2 separate regions of the Homo sapiens genome follow, and region 1 is linked to region 2. Evidence: chromatin loops called from intact Hi-C (ENCODE). Cell type or tissue: HepG2. All regions are shown on one strand. Links, peaks and the distances in the headings refer to the core of each region. The heading gives the core; the rest is flanking DNA. Region 1 holds the start of HYKK (hydroxylysine kinase). Region 2 holds the start of CHRNA5 (cholinergic receptor nicotinic alpha 5 subunit).

Evidence for each region. A loop is a pair of places that touch in the nucleus more often than their neighbours do. Peaks named below come from ENCODE experiments on the same cell type or tissue, not always from the same donor. Only the 100,000 strongest peaks of a DNase experiment are listed, where the experiment ranks them.
Region 1: it touches region 2 in a loop (2.8-fold over the local background); 5 of 110 quality-filtered maps call a loop at or near these places.

The regions. Positions count from the first base shown.
Region 1 is chr15:78,501,290-78,511,521 of GRCh38, reverse strand. HYKK (hydroxylysine kinase) reads right to left here and starts at 3,945. Exons shown (of 5, transcript NM_001013619.4): 1 at 3,851-3,945. IREB2 (iron responsive element binding protein 2) reads right to left here. Exons shown (of 22, transcript NM_004136.4): 22 at 10,069-10,232. In HepG2, for the core only: no CTCF peak of the experiment used is centred there; a DNase peak (open chromatin) is centred at 4,101; H3K4me3 peaks cover 1,869 bases.
Region 2 is chr15:78,560,404-78,570,244 of GRCh38, reverse strand. It overlaps CHRNA5 (cholinergic receptor nicotinic alpha 5 subunit), which reads right to left and starts at 4,725. Exons shown (of 6, transcript NM_000745.4): 1 at 4,420-4,725. The coding sequence starts at 4,525. RefSeq lists a silencer at 4,438-4,527 and an enhancer at 5,338-5,527. In HepG2, for the core only: no CTCF peak of the experiment used is centred there; a DNase peak (open chromatin) is centred at 4,774; H3K4me3 peaks cover 1,719 bases.

The sequences.
Region 1 (10,232 bases), core at 646-8,645, 59 kb after region 2:
TTCTGGGCTTAAGTGATCTGCCTGCCTCTGCTTTGTAATCCCAAAGTGCTGGGATTACAGGCATGAGCCACCACGCTGGGCCTTGAATTTTTAAGTATGATTTGGATACATGGGCGGGGGAGGAGACTGTTTTCTTTCTCTTGGTAATTCCACCCTCTGCTACCCACACCTGGTATATTTTCTGAGCATCCAGCTACATATGAAAGACAATGTAGGTCTTCTGAACATGCTTCAGGAACCAAATATTTAAGGTCGTTAGAATCTCATGCTGTTTTCCCAAAATAGTTTTATTCTAATCCTTCTTTCATACTAAGTTGTAAATAATTGATAACATCGTGAGGGTGAGCTGCATTTTAGGGTATGTTTTGATTGCTGTTCAGGGGATACAGTACTATATAAAAATAATCTTATGGGCTGGGCACAGTGGCTCATACCTGTAATCCCAGCCAGCACTTTGGGAAGCCAAGGTGGGAGAACACTCAAGGCTAGGAGTTCGAGACTAGTCTGGGCAACATAATGAGACCCGCTTCTCTATTTAAAAAAAAAAAAAAAAAAAAAAAAAAGAATCTCATGAAGAGTTAGCTTTTGTGGAAAGTGGAAGATGTATTGCTTCTGACAGGGAAGGGGCATGAGAGAACTTTCTGAGAGGCAAGTGTTCTACATCTTGATTAGGCTTTGGCGACATGGCTTACATTTGTCAAAACTTAACTTAAAACCTAAGTAAACTAGTAAGATCTGTGAATATCACTGAATGTAAAATTTACCTCTAAAAAAGAAAGAGCGCTTCTGAGAAATTGGCTAGGACAGAGGAGGTGGATCTTAGGACTTTCTTGGAACTCTAAAAATCAGACCATATGCCTGTTAATGCCTAATTTATTTGGCTGTATCATAGCAAAAACCCACCTAACTCCAGTGAGGGAAAGGGGATAACATTCAGGGAGATATACCAGAAATCTCCTATATGACCCCCTCCCTGCCTCAGTCCTAGGACTATGGCCTGATGACTCAAGTTAAAATAAGGGTAGGTAAAGACAGTGGTTCACGCCTGTAATCCCACCACTTTGGGAGGCTGAGGTGGGTGGATCACCTGAGGTCAGGAGTTTGAGACCAGCCTGGCCAACATGGCGAAACCCCATCTCTACTAAAAATAAAAATAAAAATAAAAAAAAAATTAGCCGGGCATGGTGGCCGGCGCCTATAATTCCAGCTACTCAGGAGGCTGCGGCAGGAGAATCACTGGAACCCAGAGGGGTGGAGGTTGCAGTGAGATGAGACTGCGTCACTTCACTCCAACCTGGGCGAAAGACCAAAATTCCATCAAAAAGAAAGAAAAGTAAAGAAAAGAAAGAAAAGAGAGAAGAGAGAGCAAGAGAAAGAAGAAAGAAAGAAAGAAAGAAAAGAAAGAAGAAAGAGAGAGAGAGAAAGAAAGAAAAGAAAGAAAGAAAAAAAAAGAGAAGAGAAAATAAGGGAGAGGTAACCCTCAAACGCTAACCACCCCCTAGCCCCTGCCATGGCCTTCCCTGATCCTCCTACCCAAAGTGATTGCTCCAGCCTCTTAACTTGCATAGCTTGTGCCACTGATCGGTTTCCATCACCTGTTACTGCAAGTTAATGCCTTCTTGACAATCATGTTTCCTGTTTACTTTCTAACCAGGCATTTGCTTTCAGAAGCAAGTTAAGCCGTTCAGATTTTGTTCACTGAAGGTACTGTGACAAAGCCTAAATGGAGTTTCAAAACAATCTTTGCACTTGAAACTTCTGGGAACCAACATATCCTGTCACACTGTATTTAGGCTTAAAACTTTACAAGGAATTTTAACATTCTTTCTGGAGATATGTAAACTGGTATAAGGTAAGTATTCAAAATGCAATATGGACTGAAGCATTAACTCCAAGATGAAATCCTGGAGTCATTTTCAACTCCCAAAGCGTTAACGATGTCAGAACAATTCTGAATTTGAAATGAATGATAAGTTCTTAAAGTTGTAAGGAACCTTAGAGGCAACTGGTGAAGGCCAATCTCCTTTCTATTCCAGATGTTCCCATACAATCTTTGACTTGTTAAGCTCCTCTTAGGAGAGCGCTGTTTTCCATAGCCATGTAAAGCAAGGTTGTTAGCTCTGGCCATCCAAATAGACTGATGTAATAAAAGGCTGTGCTGGGAGAAATAGGACATATTTTAGTCCCAGTTCTGCTACCTAACCTCTGAAACTCTGGACTAGTCATGTCTCCTCTAAAACAGAGTTGGATTAGATTATTACTAAAAGTCTCCTCTAGCTCTAGTATTCCATGCCACTAAAGTTCTTTAAGTTCGCCTTTTTTCTTTATATAAGCGCTCCATATCATAGAACTAATGGCACAGATCAAGTCAACTCTTGAGAGTAAATAAAAACAAAGAAAAAAATATGTTTATCAGACATGTCTGTCTTAACCAAATGTCTCCTTTGTATGGAGGGGAATTTTTTTTTTTTTGTTTTTGAGACAAGGTCTCTGTCACCCAGTCTGGAGTACAGTGGCACAATCACTGCTTACTGCAGCTTCCAACTCCTGGGCTCAAGGGATCCTCCCACCTGAGCTTCCCAAATAGCTGGGACTGCAGGCAGGTGCCACCATGCCTGGCCTTTTTTTTTTTTTTTTTTTTGGAGAGAGAGGGTCCCACTATGTTGCCCAGGCTGGTCTCGAACTTCTGGGCTCAAGCAATCCTCCTACCTTGGTCTCCCAAAGTGCTGGGATTACAGGTGCAAGCCATCATGGCTGTCTTTTTGATTTTATTATTTTTATTTTTTTAGAGACAGTGTCTCGCTATGTTGCCCACTCACACATTTTTAAAAATTATTAACTTTTTTTCCTACTTCATTGAAAGGGAGAGGAGGAATTCAGGTACTATAGGCTGTTGGTCTATATATCCGGCCAACAGTATTTAGCTCCTGAAAAAGCCCGCAGGAAGCAAGTGTGATTTCCAACTCCAAGATCTGCGTCAGAATCTCACCACCTTTGTCCTGCAGCCGGGAGGGGGCTGGAACTTAAGCTCTGTACTTTGTGCAAAGTATACCAGACAAGAAACAGGAGTCATTCTTGATTCTTTCCTGTCCCTCACTCCCAACGTGTAACAAAGTCTAGTAAATTCTACCTTAGCATGTCTTCCAACTCTACCTTTCTTCTCCTACATTCCCTTTTGCTGCGTCCTTCCAAGGGATTATACCCAGTCAATCTCTGTATTCTCAGCCCCTAGGCTAGTCCCTTATTTAATATTAAATGGTGAACCAAGGGTGACCTTCATTCCACAGACTCACGGGGCAGTTCAACCCCAAGGGGATCATGAAACAGAAAGGTGGGGAATCTAGCATCTGCAGTTTTTCAAAGACAACAGTGCATTACTAGGTGCTTTTAAGGGTCTTCCTGGTGGGTGAAGGGGAAAAAGTGGTGGGTGAGCGGGCTGCAGAGGGGCTGCTGAACCAAGAGGCAGGAAAAGAGAGGAGGAGGGCGCATGAGTAAGTGAGGTTCAGCGGAGCTCAGAGACTGCTCCCAGTAGACACCGGCCAGGCGCCGGCACAGCCCTCGGCCAGCGACCCCACACAGACCCGGGAGGGCTGGCCTCGACAGCTTCTCGGGTGCCACGCTTTCATTCTGGGGGCCCAGCTCAGCCCTCCTAGGTTACAGGTGAGGTCCGGGAAGAAGGGTGACTTGCCCATCACGCACGCAGCGAGCTGAGGATAGCGCGGGCTGGAGGAGCCTGAGGCATAGGACTCCCGGCTCCACACTTGCAGCGAGCCTCCCTGCCCTCGGGGGCGACCCCGACTCCCGCAGCGGGGACGCAGGGCTCGTCTCTGCTTCCCCCTCCTTGGCTCACCGGCAGCGACCCGACGTCCTGGGGTGGATCCCGCTTTCCCGCAGACAGGTAGTGCGGCCTCGGCCGCGCACCGGCGCTAGGAGGTAGAGCAGGGGCCGCAGCGCCCGCGCCCCTCCTCCAAGCCCCGCGAGTCCTGACTTCTGATTGGCTCCTCCCGGTCCCTCGCCGCCCAGTCAGCGCAGACTACTGGATTTTTTTCCCGGCCCCGCCTAGGAGGCTGCGAACAGAAATTCAGAGATTCGGCTTCTGTTGACTTTCTGCAACTCCGCCCAGCCTTCTCACAGTGAGTATCCCAGTCAGAATCCGGCTACCTTTTCATGAACCGGACTCCTTATTCCTGATTGGCTCTCCGGGTTGCCGCCCCACCCCGAGTGGGCAGGCTTTCGGCTCTTGAGTGGCACCTCCGAGTTTCGCAGGGTCCACGTTGTCGTGGCGGTAACACTGACAGCTCCTCACCCGCATCCACGTTTTTGTTTCCTAGCCTTCATTCCTTCTGTTGGAGGCACGTATCCTGGAAGTGATACGCTTAGAAAGCGTGGCCCCAGAGAGACTCGCAATCCCAGCCCCAGGAACTGTAAGGGTCCTGATTGGAAGGCCTGAGTAAGGCCTGGCTGCGTTCCGCAGGAGGATGCTGGAATGTTAGAACCCGAACAGTTTAGGCAGGGCGCAGATGGCTCACGCCTGTAATCCCAGAAATTTGGGAGACCGAGGCGGGAGGATCACCTGAGGTCAGGAGTTCGAGACCAGCCTGGCCAACATGGTGAAACCCCTCTCTACTAAAAATACAAAAATTAGACTCAGGGGGTATGTCTGCAGCTGCAGAAAGATGTATGGGAACAGACACACAACTCTCCCTCCGAGATAAGCACAACAAAGAGACACAGAAGCAGTCCAAGCCTCTGATAAACTCTCCCACTCCGAATCCTTAAAAACTTACTTAGTCTGTAAGAGAGTGTGCCTCTGACCTAACTTGGCCAGACGCCCCTCTCAGGTTTTCTCTAAAATAAACCTCTTATGACCACCAAGCCACTTTTCGTGTTTCTTTCCTCTTTCTTTAATTCTTACACCGAGTAGTTGGGATTACAGGGGCCCACCACCACGCCTTTATCTAGGTAGTGGAATCAGTGGGCTCTCTTTCTGCAGGAAAGTCCGCAGAGACCCCATGATTTTCAGAAAGCTGCACGAGATTCATGGAGTAACAGCCAGGTTAGTTGGATGGTCTTAACTGTTAAGGGCATGAGGCGCTGATAAACAGCTTGATGCCCTTCTCCAGCCAAGCAGGACTTCTCCGATAAGTCAGAGCCCTCTATCTACTGTAGGCTACTGGAAGAGAGTCCTGGGTACTGGTCCACTCATGCCTGCAAATTGGTTTCTTATTTTGTTTTTGCCAATGCACATCCACCCTTTGTTTTCTGTCAGGATATAACACACTCGGATTATCTATAGTCACCCTGATTAACTTGGATGATTCCCAGACCCCTATCAACCACCTACTGAGGGAAGCTTCTTCTCCTGCTTTAGATATGGTTCTTACCTGCTTCACTTCTAATCTCCAAAAGGCAGGGCTGTTTTTCACAACCCCAGGGGAACATAATTAATATCTCATTCCTTTAGATTGTCAAAGAGTGATTTTGACTTGGATTTTTCTGTAACCAGAATTGGAATCCTATTGGCTCCCTTAGGCCCCTCTGCATGCTTTTTGCCTTGAGTGGCTTCTGAGTTATTTCCACCTGTCATTATTCCAGCTCTACTGGTCTTTCTCTACTTCTCTTGGGATGAGGGAATGGGAATTAAGATTGAATCTGGAAATTGTGAGAATTGGAGGCAGGGCTATTGGATCCACAACTGCCCTCTTTGGTATGTGCATTTCCACTCCCTGAATTCTTCTGAAATATAGTATTTGGTAGGGTGTGGTGGCTCACGCCTGTAATCCGAGCATTTGGGGAGGCCGATGGAGGTGGCTTACTTGAGTTCAGGAGTTTGAGACCCGCCTGGATAACATGGTGAAACCCCATCTCTACTAAAAAGACAAAAATTAGCCGTGCGTGGTGGCTAGCGCCTGTAATCCCAGCTCCTAGGAGGCTGAGGTAGGAGAATCGCTTGAACCTGGGAGATGGAGTTTGCAGTGAGCCGAGATCGCACCACTGCACTCCAGCCTGCATGACAGAGCAATACTGTCTCAAAAAAGAAAAAAAAAAATGTACTTTGTAAATTGCCTTTTTCACTTTAAGTGACCATTTCCTTGTTTTAAAGAATATCCTCGGCCGGGCGCGGTGGCTCACGCCTGTAATCCCAGCACTTTGGGAGGCCGAGGCAGGCGGATCACAAGGTCAGGAGATCGAGACCATCCTGGCTAACACGGTGAAACCCCGTCTGTACTAAGAATACAAAAAAATTAGCCGGGCATGGTGGCGGGCACCTAGAGTCCCAGCTACTCGGGAGGCTGAAGCAGAATGGTGTGAACCCAGGAGGCGGAGCTTACAGTGAGCCGAGATCGCGCCATTGCACTCCATCCTGGGCGACGGAGCGAGACTCCGTCTCAAAAAAAAAAAAAAATAATAATATCCTCATACATAAATCTTTCGTGCACTTTATGTGTTTAAAACTGCTCAGCATCATATTACTAGGTATAAGAGAATAAACACTTTTAAGGCCTTTTTATTTTTTGAGACAGGGTCTCACTCTGTCACTCGGGAGTGCAGTGGCGTGATCTCAGCCCACTGCAACCTCCGCCTCCTGGGGTCAAGGGATCCACCCACCTCAGCCTCCCGAGTAGCTGGGACTACAGGTGCGCATCACCACGTCCGGCTAATTTTTTGTAGAGACGGGTTTCGCCATGTTTCCCAGGCTGGTCTTGAACTCCTGGGTTAAGCAATCCTCCCACCTCAGCCTGGCAAAATGTTGGGATTAGGGGCGTGAGCCACTGCACCCGGTCTAAGCCTCTTAATACATGTTGTCAAATCATGTTTTCCTCTCAATAATACCAACATTGGATTTTAAACATTTACAACATTTACAACATTTTAAAAAGTTCCACCAATGTAAGACAAGATGCGTTGTCATTTTTTTTTTTTTTCTTGAGACAGAGTCTTGCTCTGTCGCCCAGCCTGGAGTACAACAGTGCGGTCTCAGCTCACTGCAACCACCGCCTCCTGGGTTCAAGCGATTCTCCCGCCTCAGCCTCCCGAGTAGCTGGGACTACAGGCACATGCCACCATACCCAGCTAATTTTTGTATTTTTAGTAGACACGGGGTTTCACTATGTTGGCCAGGCTGGTCTCGAACTGACCTCGTGATCCGCCCGCCTTGGCATCCCAAAGTGCTGGGATTACAGGTGTGAGCCACCGTGTCCGGCCAGATATGTCATTTTAAGCGGGGCATGGTGTTGCATGTCTATAGTCCCAGCTACTCCAGGAGGCTTGGGCAGGAAAAGTGCTTGAGCCCAGGAGTTCGAGGTCAGCCTGGGCCACATAGTGAGACCCGTTTCTAGGGGGGAAAAATGTCATGTCATTGTATTAACGTTTCTTCAGTTGGCTACTGGAGCACTTTTAAGTAGTTGCTCTCAAACATAGCTCAGTGGCTGGTCATGGTGGCTCATGCCTGTAATCCCAGCAGTCTGGGAGGCTGAGGTGGGAGGACTGATTGAGGCCAGGCGTTCAAGACCAGCCTGGGCAACACAGTGAGACCCCCACCTCTATTTTTATAATTTTTTTAAAAAAGAGCTCAGCGATAAAAAAAAAAAAAAAACAAAACTGGAGTGAAACAAAATGAACAATTTGCAGTGAGATTATGGACATGATTTTACATTATAAAACAATGTCTCATAAAACAATATCCCAGCAGTTTTATGATACTTCCTTTATATATTACAAGTTGTTTAAAATGCTCAAAATTGGCTTTAGTTTCCACGGTGGGCTACAGCTAAAGCAGCACTTAGAGGAAAATTTAAATATTTACATTTACATTGGAGGAAAAGTGTTACAAAGCTGGGGGAAAGGAGGAAATTAAATAAGTAACAGAAAGGAAATACTTCAGAGCAGAAACCAATAAAACAAAACAAACCGGGCACGGTGGCTCATGCCTGTAATCCCAGCACTTTGGGAGGCCCCGGTGGGCGGATCACAAGGTCAGGAGTTTGAGACCACCCTGGCCAACATGGTGAAACCCCGTCTCTACTAAAAATACAAAACAAATTAGCCAGACATGGTGGCGCATGCCTGTAATCACAGCTACTCGGGAGGCTGAGGCAGGAGAATCACTTGAACCCGGGAGGTGGAGGTTGCAGTGAGCCGAGATCGCACCATTGCACTCCAGCCTGGGCAACAGAGCCAGATTCCGTCTCAAAAAGAAAAAAAAAAAAAAAAAATCCAAAACCAAAACCAAACAAAAAACCAGAAAACAATGGAGAAAATAATGTAAAAAATTGGCTCTTTAAAAAATTAACTCAATTTCTAACCCTTTAGAAAGACTAATCAAGGAAAAAAAAGAAAACACAAATTACCAATATTGGTAATAAAAAGGGACCCTGCCACAGATCATATAGATATTGATAGGGAAATACTGAAAAAAATGCTTAAAATTCAGTACTAACACCACATAAACACAAAATTCACAGTGACAACACACTTATTTAAAAGACAGGGTCTTGCTGTCACCCAGGCTGGAGTGCAGTGGCATAAATCATAGCTCACTGCAGCCTCAACCTAGGCTCAAGCGATCCTCCTGCCTCAGCCTCCCAACTAGCTGGGACTACAGGTGCACAGCACCACACCAAACTAATTATTATTATTTTTTAAGAAACAGGGTCTTGCTATGTTGCCCAGGGTGGGGTCAAATTCCTGACTTCAAGTGATCCTCCTGCCTCCTGCCTTGGCCTCCCAAAGTGTGAACCACCTCGCCTGGCCACACTTGTCATTATACCAGCAAATTTTGTGAGAATTACATATGCATCTGCTTTTGCAATAAATGCATTTTTCAAGTACAGAACACAGGTTTACAACATACATCAAATCAAAATGGTAAATCTGAAGCTACTTTGTAATTAAAAAGCAAAATTAGCATCAAGTGAAAACTGTAAACCAACTAAATGCTACACTGATGAAGCTCTTAAGTTTCCTCCTAGACTGCATATTCAAACTATCAGCTTGTGCCTATGTTGGTATTAGCCTTTAGGTAATGCAAACTTCTTAGAATACTAAATTGGAATCCTTAGAAAATTCTAATAAAGTGCCAATTATGGTTTATGATTACTGAATTCTAAGAAATAAACCTTACTCTTTTAGGTTGCTAATAATAGTGGGAAGAAAGGATACGTCTTTTTGGATGAGTGTCCCCGCCCAAATCTCATGTCGGATTGTAATCCCCAGTGTTGGAGGTGGGGCCTGGTGGGAGGTGACTGGATTATGGGGGTGGTTTCTTATGGTTTAACACCATCCCCCTTGGTGTTGTCCCAATAGTGAGTTCTCCTGAGATCTAGTTGTTTAAAAGTGTGTGGCACCTCCCCTGTCTCTCTGTTCCTCCTGCTCTGGCCACGTGAAGTGCTTGCTCCCACTTAATCTTCCACCTTGATTGTAAGTTTCCTGAGGCCTCCCCAGAAGCCAAGCAGATGCCAGCATCATGCTTCCTGTACATCCTGCAGAACCATGAGCCAATTAAACCTCTTTTTAAAATAAATTACCCAGTCTCAGGCATTTCTTTATACCAATGCGAGAACAAACAAATACACCTGGGATCCTGGCTCCCAGCTTCCGATGACTTGTTTCATGAACACTAATGAACGGGCAGCACAGGGAGCAGGCATCCTCAGCTGCTCCTGGATGGCATCTGGATGGCGGGACATTTCATTTTTGCTTTTTTTTTTTTTTTTTGAGACAGAGTCTCACTGTTTCGCCCAGGCTGGAGTGCAGTGGCGTGAACTCTGCTCACTGCAAACTCTGCCTCCCGGGTTTATGCTATCCTCCTGCCTCAGCCTCCCAAGTAGCTGGGACTACAGGCGCCCGCCATCATGTCCGGCTAATTTTTTTGTATTTTTAGTACAGACAGGGTTTCACTGTGTTGGCCAGGATGGTCTCGATCTCCTGACCTCGTGATCCGCCTGCCTCGGCCTCCCAAAGTGCTGGGATTACAGGCGTGAGCCACCGTGCCCAGCCGGATGGCAGCATATTTTTTACATCATGTTGTTTTATTTTCAACTACTACAAAACAGAACAAGAATCAAATGTGATAATACAATTTTCTTTATTAAAAATAATTTACAGCATCAGTAACATATACACAATTGTCATCAACTGAACTTTGCCTCCAATATATTTCTATACAATACTTAACATTATTGAACTTAAAACTGTTACACTGTTTTGTTGGCTTTAAATAATAGACAATG
Region 2 (9,841 bases), core at 1-8,000:
AAACAATATCATGTTTCCTCAAAGGAGAACAAAACATCTAAATTAACATTTTTCATCATAGAACAGAAAAGGATGATTTTAAATAATCCTTTCTATCATATTGTCATTATAAAACTATACCCAGGCCAGGCGCGGTGGCTCACGCCTGTAATCCCAACACTTTGGGAGGCCGAGGCAGGCGGATCACCTGAGGTCAGGAGTTTTCAAGACCAGCCTGGCCAAAATGGAGAAACCCCATCTCTACTAAAAATACAAAAATTAGCCAGGCATGGTGGCACATGCCTGTAATCCCAGCTACTTGGGAGGCTGAGGCAGGAGAATCACTTGAACCCAGAGGCAGAGGCTGCAGTGAGACAAGATCATGCCACTGCACTCCAGCCTGGGCGACAGAGTGAGACTCTGTCTCAAGAAAAAAAACAAAAACAAAAACAAAAAAAACACTATACCCATGCTGTTCTGTGGAACAGATGTTTAAAGAAACAAATTCTAAACTTCTTTCAAAAACAATTCCAGGCCGGGCACGGTGGCTCACACCTGTAATCCCAGCACTTTGGGACGCCGAGGCGGGCGGGTCATGAGGTCAGGAGATCGAGACCATCCTGGCTAACATGGTGAAACCCCGTCTCTACTAAAAATACAAAAAATTAGCCAGGCGTGGTGGCGGGTGCCTGTAGTCCCAGCTACTTGGGAGGCTGAGGCAGGAGAACGGCGTGAACCCGGGAGGCAGAGCTTGCAGTGAGCCGAGATTGCACCACTGCACTCCAACCTGGGCAACAGTGCAAGACTCCGTCTCAAAAAAAAAAAAAAAAAAATTCCAATATTTAACAACTCTAATTGTCGACATGCTTATTTAATAGTGAACTTAAACTATCATCTGATAATTTAATTCCAATGCTTTAAGAAAAATAATGCTATTAGAAGAAAAAGTTCTGTACTGAAATTACTGAACTAAAACTTCATATCCTAATTATAAAAAATTACTTGCTAGATCTCATTTGTAGATTATAGGTTGAAAAAAAGCTCAGAGTTCAATCCATAGGCTACATTAATAAATGCAGGTATATCTGCAGTGTATCAGGAAATACACAGACAAATGAAATCCTACCCTCCAGCTGCTCAGTCTAGTTCACATATTTAGTATTTCTTGGAAATCAAAATAATTTTAAATTGCAAATTAAATTGTGTATAAAGTTTACGTAAGGACATATATATAACAAAAGTAAAACTGACAGTCAGTATGTGTGTATTTCTGTTAGCTTCTGAAAATGTTAATGAAAATGACTAAAGATGAGAAGAAAAAAATCTTTCATAGCTCTCATTTTCTATGAATTATTTCATTTTCCTATTTCATTTTCAGCCACTACATATAGTAATTAAAATTAAGGTTCAGCCATTTAAAATGTCACATAGCGTGCAGCCATAAAAAAGAATGAGTTCATGTCCTTTGCAGGGACATGGATGAAGCTGGAAACCATCATGCTCAGCAAACTAACACAGGAACAGACACCAAACACCGCATGTTCTCTTTCATAAGTGGGAGTTGAACAATGAGAATCCATGGACACAGGGAGGGGAACATCACACATCAGGGTCTGTCGGGAGGTTGGGGGCAAGGGGAGGGAGAGCATTAGGACAAATACCTAATGCATGTGGGGCTTAAAACCTAGATGACAGGTTGATAGGTGTAGCAAACCACCATGGCACATGTATACCTATGTAACAAACCTGCAGGTTCTGCACATGTATCCCAGAACTTAAAGTAATATTTTAAAAAAAAAATTAAAAAAATAAAATGTCACACAGCTAAGAAATATAACCATTGGCTTTAAAATGTCACATAGCTAAGAAATAGTAAGAAATATAACTAGTTAGGTAGTTAATGACTATCTAACTTCCATAATCACTGTCCCAATCACAGGTCAGTTTAAAATGCTTGTATTATCTTGATGTACTAGTTCATTATACTTTAATATATTATACTTTAATTGTCTCCTGAGCCACTTTCCACAGCTCTGTGACCGTTCATCAGCCAAATAATAGCTGCGGGCTGACTAGATATTCTCTTTACCTGGGAACTGGCTCACAGAAAACCACAGGGAAAAGTTACTATTAAGAACCTAAGACGAATATGAAAACAATAAATTGTAAAAATAAAGGTAATTATATTTGAACTTAAAAAACTTAAAGTTGACTTAAAAACATCTACTACCGCCCTTTCATTTTAAAGAGAGAGAAACAAAGAATCAGCAAGGTCAAGTAATACGTCCAAGGAAACACAGACAGCGAGTGGCAGGTCTCCTATTTCCAGACAGTACTTTCAGCCACCCACATGGAACGACAGTTGTACACAAATGCATATTAACAGTTAAGAGCAAGTGTGCAATTACATCATCCATTCAGTATCACTTTGTTCTTCAAGATGATCACTTCTAAGAGCACACAGAATCTTATAATTTTCAAGGTGGAAGGGGGATCCTTTAATGGCCCCTCACCATCCAGATGGAGAAACTAATATCCAGAGAGGTAATACTGTTCCACTCCTTCCTTCCGCAAACCTTCACTGGGCTCCTACATTAAGGCAGGTGTTGGCGATACAAAGATAAACAAGAATCACAGTTCTTAAGGAGCTTACGTGGAAGCAGGAGGAAACAGAAGTGCAATAGAACCAGATGGTTATTATGAGAGAGATATTAACTAAGTGGGGCAGAAAGCAGGAACTAATCGATTTCACTTTGTTATAACACTGAACACCATGCATGAAGGGAGATAGCTATTTACACTATTTAATGCTTGGCTACAGTGTTCTATATTAAAAGACATGAAACAGATTTTTAAAGTTCAGTTTCATCAAAAGGGGTAGAGAACTACCATTTTCTCGAGTGTCAGGCACTGTGCCTGGCATTTTATATGCATTATTTAATCCTCAAAAGAACTCTGAGAGGTAAGCATGATTATTACCCCCATTTCTTTTCTTTTCTTTTTTTTTTTTTTTGAGACGGAGTCTCGCTGTGTTGCCCAGGCTGGAGTGCAGTGGCGCGATCTCGGCTCACTGTAACCTCCGCCTCTCGGGTTCACGTCATTCTCCTGCCTCAGCCTCCCGAGTAGCTGGGACTACAGGCGCGCACCACCACGCCCGGCTAATTTTTTTGTATTTTTAGTAGAGACGGGGTTTCACTGTGTTAGCCAGGATGGTCTCGATCTCCTGACCTCGTGATCTGCCCGCCTCGGCCTCCCAAAGTGCTGGGATTACAGGCGTGAGCCACCGCGCCCGGCCCGCCATTTCTTAAAGAAGGAAAACAGCTGAGAGAAGTTCGTCCAGTCAGGATGCACCAGAGCCATAATTTGAATACAGGTTTGCCTGGCTCCAAAATCACATTCCTTTCTTTCTGTTTAACTCTCTCTGCCCAGGATTTTCTTCATTTGTTTAAATCACCCTCCATCTTATTTCTCTTCGGTCTACACTAAGCAATACATCCTGCAATGAATTATTCTAGTCTTATTACTTCCTAAAATCAGGAGCCATAGATTAAAAACCTTAACAAAGGAAAGGCAAGAAAAGGTTCTTGCAATATTTCCACTATTTAAGAAACTCACTCATAAAACCTGAAATACAGACGTAGTGAACTTCTGTAATCATATCTTGCTTAACGGATGCTTAGCTTTTCTACGTTTAGATCACACCATAGCTGCTCCACAAACGTGTTTTTCTTCAAGGTATTGAGAGAACTGACTCTAAAACTTTCCCAAGCACTTGAAACATGTAGGACTACGCGATTTCTTTTGTTGTTTCCATTCCTGTCCAAAACCTCTTGAAAAACAGCAGGCTGAAAAAAGCTGTGCTCTAAGGAGCTAGTGAGGAACTCTGGATGCAAACGATTAGCCCCGAAGCCAGGGAAGTTGGCCGCCTAGCCTGCTACAACACACACCTTTCATCTCCGGCGAAAGGAAAGGTTTTCAAATGCTGCGGTGGGTAGGGGACAGGGATGGAGGAAGAGGCGGCGGGCAGGAGGTGGAAGATAAGTCCCAACCCCTAGAATGAACCCCAGAGTCTCTATATCCCGTAAATGGGCAACAAAATGGGAAGCTTGGCTGCCACCAGGACAGGAAAGCCCTGCTGGACAAGAGTGGCATCTTTTACTGAAAAAGTTGTGTGGAAGTATACGCTAAGCCAGCCTCGTAGTCTCCAGCGATGCAGGTCGTGGAACAACAAAGAAAACCCACCCAAGTAGCCCTTTCTCTGCATTTAAATGAGCAAATCTGGACATTTAAACTGAAACCTCACTCCAAGCCCCCAGGAGAAAAAAACCCACCTCCCCTCGCAACCAGGTTTTCCGGCGGCCGTCGCCTGGCGGCTTCCTGGGCACCGCGATGTGGAGTCCGGGCCAGCTCCCGCCCCGCCCCTCTGCAGCCCGGGCTTACCTCTCTGCGCGCCGCCCGCCGCGCCCGCTAGACCGCAGCGCCCCGCGACCAGCTGGACCAAGAGCAGCAGGCGGAGCGCGCGGGGCCCTGACCCCCGCGCCGCCATCGCCCCGCGCCCGCGCGGGACCGCGGGCAGCCGCCTCTCGACCGCCGCGCGGGGAACGCGAACTCTTGGGGAATGGAGCACTGAGTGTGAGTCGTGAGACAAAACGAGGGCAGACGCAGCAGAGGGGCCGCTCCGCGCCACAGCTCCCGCCGGGACAGCAGCCTCAGCCTAGCAGCTTCTGGCGGGCTCGGGACGCATGTGGAAGCTCCCGGCGCCTAGCCCCGCCCCTATTTCCCTCTGGCCCCGCCCAATCCTCGCCTTGTTCCTTTTGGCCCAGTCCGGTCTATTCATAGCCCCGCCTCCGATCCCCACCAACCCTTTCCCCACCCCGCCCCGCCTCTGGTCCAACCCTGTCTGCTCCTAGCTCCTCTTTTTCCACGCCTGGCCCAGCCCCATCGCCCTGGCCCCCGCCTCCAGGCCTTCCTTTGGGCAGGTGCGACCCTGGAGCAGAGTTCCAGGAAGGCAAAGACTTGAGGCTGGCATCGCAGGCGCGTCCTTCTCTAACCACCGGATGTCCTTGGCCTAGTCACTGCACACCTTAAGATAACAGCTATTCATTGATGTCTGCTCTGTGCTCAGCACCAAAAGGGGAAGCAGAGGGACAGATTGCTCCCAGCTGATAGAAAATGTAAATAAAGTAATTCCGAGTTGTGATCAGAAAGAAACAAGCTGGAGGCTGGGGCAGAATCACAGTGGTGGGGGACTTGCTCCAGGCTGCAGCGCTCTCCATGGGCCCCGCTGCCCACTCAAGTCTTTCTCACCAGGAAGTACCAGTCGCAGCTTGACTGCCTCCTGGGGCTGTCGTGTCAGCCAAGGGGTCCCCACCAGGAGACCTGTGTTGTGGACCAGCGAGACAACCCTGGGCAAGTCACTTTCCTCTCTGGGCCTGTTTCCTCGTCTGGAAGCGAGGAACCGAGGCAGATAAACTAGAGGACTCGGGAAGGTACAGCTCTGACACTCACTCAAGCCATCCCCGGAAATGATATGCAGTCGCCTCAAACGTGGGCATCGCCCTCCGTGTTGTCATCAATTAACATTTGTAAATATTAGTGACTATCTGCTACAGACACTTAGCACCTCTGGTGGAGATTGGTGCCGACTGCTGGAAACCCGTCTCAAATCCCTCCAGACCCTATATTTCATCCTCTCTGTCCATAATTAGAAAGCTTCATTTGGCTGAAGGGATTCAGGCGAATTATCTTTAAACTTCAGTGGCAGAGGGAGCCGCTGACTCTTCACAGAACGCTTTATGGAGGTGACACCTCTAAGACTCATTGTGAGCAAAAATTTCACTCCACCCTCCAGACTAGTAAATCTGTGAAAAACTAAACCTGGTTGCAAAGAATCTAAACAGCAAAATTCAGTGAAGATGCTCTTCTTAGGTCCAAATACAGCTGGAAAAATGTAAATTACATCCAATGGAGCCAATCTGTTTAAACAGGACTTAAACAAAGGGGCCACAGAAAAGGGATGCACAAGATGTTAACCAGATTAGTAATTAATTGCACTTCTGCACAGAAATGAAAGACAGTACCTATCATCCTTTCACTGCAAATTTACATTTTACTCTGAAGAATTTATGGGACTTACAGGCACTTATGCAATTCATCCTAACAGTGTTTGGATGACTTTAAAATGTTATTCTGCTTTTACAGCTAACTGATTTGAAACAGAGGAGTTGAATAACTGCTGAAGGTCACAGTACCTGTCAGTGGCAAAACTAGAATGAAATGGTTGTCAGTGCAGCCACTGCAAGTATAATTGGAACTCCTAGATGTTATATCAATAATCATGAGAATGATGGTTATTTACATAATCTATGAAAAACACTATTAATTGTTGCTATTAAGTGAAAGGCAAAGCGTGACATTTGTTGGGCATTTTAAAATCCAAACAAATAATCAGAATATAATGTCTACATCTTACATGGTTTTTCCAGGGGGATACGCCAATTACTCATGGTTGCTGGATATGGTGCTACACCTGACTCTGATAACAGGCATCTTCACACTGCTAGGAGACATTAGCTGACCAAATGACAATGAAAATTGCTGCTGTTGCTGCAGCCACCACCTACAAAGTTCCCCTAAAGTGGCATCTATCTACCAACTTTCTGAGACTTAGCCAAAGGGACTATTACACAGTTCTTGCATCCCAGACACCACCTTTTCCTCTGAAGATTGTGGAATTTTTATTACACTTTCCTGTCTTCATTTATCCTTCCTTCTCCCCTCTTCTGAATATCCAAACCCACGCTTTCTTCAAGGCTCATTTCAAATGCCACCTGCCTTCTCTTTATCTATTTCTCCATAATTATGTTCTCTACTAGATAGTGGATTTCTCAGCCTAGAGGCTATGTCTTTTTTTTTTTTTTTTTTTTTTTTTTTTCCTAGTAGAGACAGGGCTTTACTCTTGCCCAGGCTGGAGTGTGTAGCAGTGTGATGATAGCTCACTGTGGCCTCAACCTCCAGGGCTCAAACTCAAGCGATCCTCCCTCCCCTGCCTATCAAGTAGCTGGGATTACAGGGGTGCACCCCTACAACCAGCTAATTTTTTTAGTTTTGATTTTTTTGTTTGTTTCTTTCTTTTTTTTTTTTTTTTGGTAGAGACAAGGTCTAACTATGCTGTCTAGGCTTGTCTCAAACTCCTGGGCTCAAGAGATCCTCCCACCTCGGCCTCCCAGAATGCTGGGATTAGGAGTGTGAACCACCATACCCAGCGGGGCTATGTCTTGTTCACCTTTATAATACCTACTTGCCAGTCAGTACCTTGCCATAGAAAGTAGAATTTAACAATTATCTTAACACTGCTAAGTAATGGGGACTGTAAGAATTTAAACACGTTTTAATATGCTAGTTCATTTAGTATCAATATTACAGGAGTGGTACTTTTATTATCCTTGTTTTGGCCAACACCTTCTCAGTTCTCTTGGCAGGTTCCTCCTCTTCTACCCAGGCTTTGCATGTTGGAAATTCCAGAGGCTCAAATCTGGGACCTATTCTGTCTCTGTAAACTTCCCCCCTCAGTGATCTTATTCACTTCCCTGGCTGTAAATACCATCCATATATTGATGATGACCAGATTCATACTCAGATAGGTGCTGATCTCACCTCTGAGCTCCAGTGTATTTGACTATGTACTTTACATCATAATCACTTAGTTATGTCACTTAAGATGTTCCAAACCATGTTATCCTCTTAGCCTTCCCATCTCAATCAATGATACCACCATCTGACTAATTACTCAAGCTAGAAAACTGGAAGTCATCCTGAGTTCCTCCCTCTGCTTCACCCACCGAGTCTAATTCAACTCTAAGTGCTATTTACCTGGAATTTATTTATTTATTTATTTATTTTTATGTATTTATTTTTAAGAAGGAGTTTCACTCTTGTTGCCCAGGCTGGAGTGCAATGGTGCGATGTCAACTCACTGCAACCTCTGCCTCCCAGGTTCAAGTGATTCTCCTGCCTCAGCCTCCCAAGTAGCTGAGATTACAAGCATGCGCCACCAGGCCCAGCTAATTTTGTATTTTTAGTAGAGATAGTGTTTCACCATGTTGGTCAGGCTGGTCTCGAACTCCAGGTGATCCACCTGCCTCAGCATCCCAAGGTGCTGGGATTACAGGTGTGAGCCACCGTGCCTGGCCAGCCTTGAATTTATTTTGAATCCATCTCTTGTATCTCCTTTCCACTCCTAGTTTATTCAAATGCATCTCTATCTTAGACTCCTGCCCCAGCCTCTCACTGGGTCTCCTTCCCTGCATCCTCCAACACACTCTCCAGATGGCAGCCTGAGTGATTGTCTTCAAACAGAAACAAAATCCCAAGTCCTTGTCATGATTCTTAGAGGGGCCCCCGCTACGCTCACAAACTCCACATCACACCCCTCCCCTTTGCATGCTAAATTCCAGCCACATGGGCCCCTTCAGTCCAGGAACCACCAAGCCCAGTCCCACCCTAGGGCCTTCACACATGCTGTTCCCTCTGCCTGGACTAATCTCTCTCCACCCCTCCTCCTCCTCTGCCTTGCCTAACTCCTACTCCTCCTTCAGCACTGGGCTGATCGTCACTTCTTGTATGAAAGCAATCTCTCTAAGTTGGGCCCTGTACTCCCTCTGCTCATTACTTTCACTGAATAAATGAATCCAAAGATCTGAGAGCTAGCGAGCTAGAAAATAGTGGGCAGGGATTCGAATCCAGGTGACCTGACTTCAAGGACTTAACCATTCACTAAACTAAAGTTAATCTCTTTAAGCCCTATTACTAACTTTTTAAACAGTGCCATAAAACCTGCCTCACAGAATGTAAAGTTCATAAAGTCCTTAGCACAGTGCTTGAGTGTTCAATAGATGGTAGCTATTATTATTTATGTAGCAATTATTCTCTGACGTACTTTCATCCTTACAAAACCCTTAAGTAAAGGGCAGTTGGTGCTTTGGAGTTAAAAAGAGAGTGCATGGAAAGGGAATTAGGAGGCCAAGTAAATAGCAGACATCAAAAATAAACATTGTCATCTGTGAGTGGTATGGCCTAATGAGTTGTCTTTTATATCAATGTTGTTCACTTTTCTTTTTTATAATGGGGTCAACTGAGCTAAATTCAGAGCTAGGCAGCTTCTCTGAATCTTCCATTCAGCACTTCTATTATGGCTTGGTAATAAATTCTGCCGTGAGCCTTTAAGATGAAAGCCAAACTGAAAAGTTAATTAAAGATAAAAATGGATGCTGTCAATTTTACTGCTGAAATTAAATTCATTTTCACAGATTAAAAGAAAAAAGCAAGTTTTGATGGGATATTAAAATTCAATCCTTCATAAGAAATGATATAAGAAGTAAAGGTCTCTTTCAAGGGCTATTTCAGTGACCACAATCAAAATGTAAAAGTACAGACATATTTTAATGTGGAGAGTTTTAAAGAAGAAAATTAATTTGCCACATTTTTATTAGATTGTAATAACTAAATAGTAATGCATAAAATCAAATATCACAAAAATATAAGCCATATATAAAACTAAGCCTTCTCAATAGAATTTAATAATAGCGTATATATCACACAATGTCACAGGTTCAATTACCAATAGAAAAACGCATGTTAATAAGGAAATGGCAATTCAGCTACCAAACATTTTTTTTTTTTTTGAGATGGAATTTCACTCTTGTTGCCCAGGATGGAGTGCAATGGCGCGATCTCAGCTCAGTGCAACCTCCGCACCCCAGGTTCAAGTGATTCTCCTTCCTCAGCCTCCCAAGTATTGGCATTACAAGCATGCGTCACCACGTCTGGCTAATTTTGTATTTTTAGTAGAGATGTTTCACCA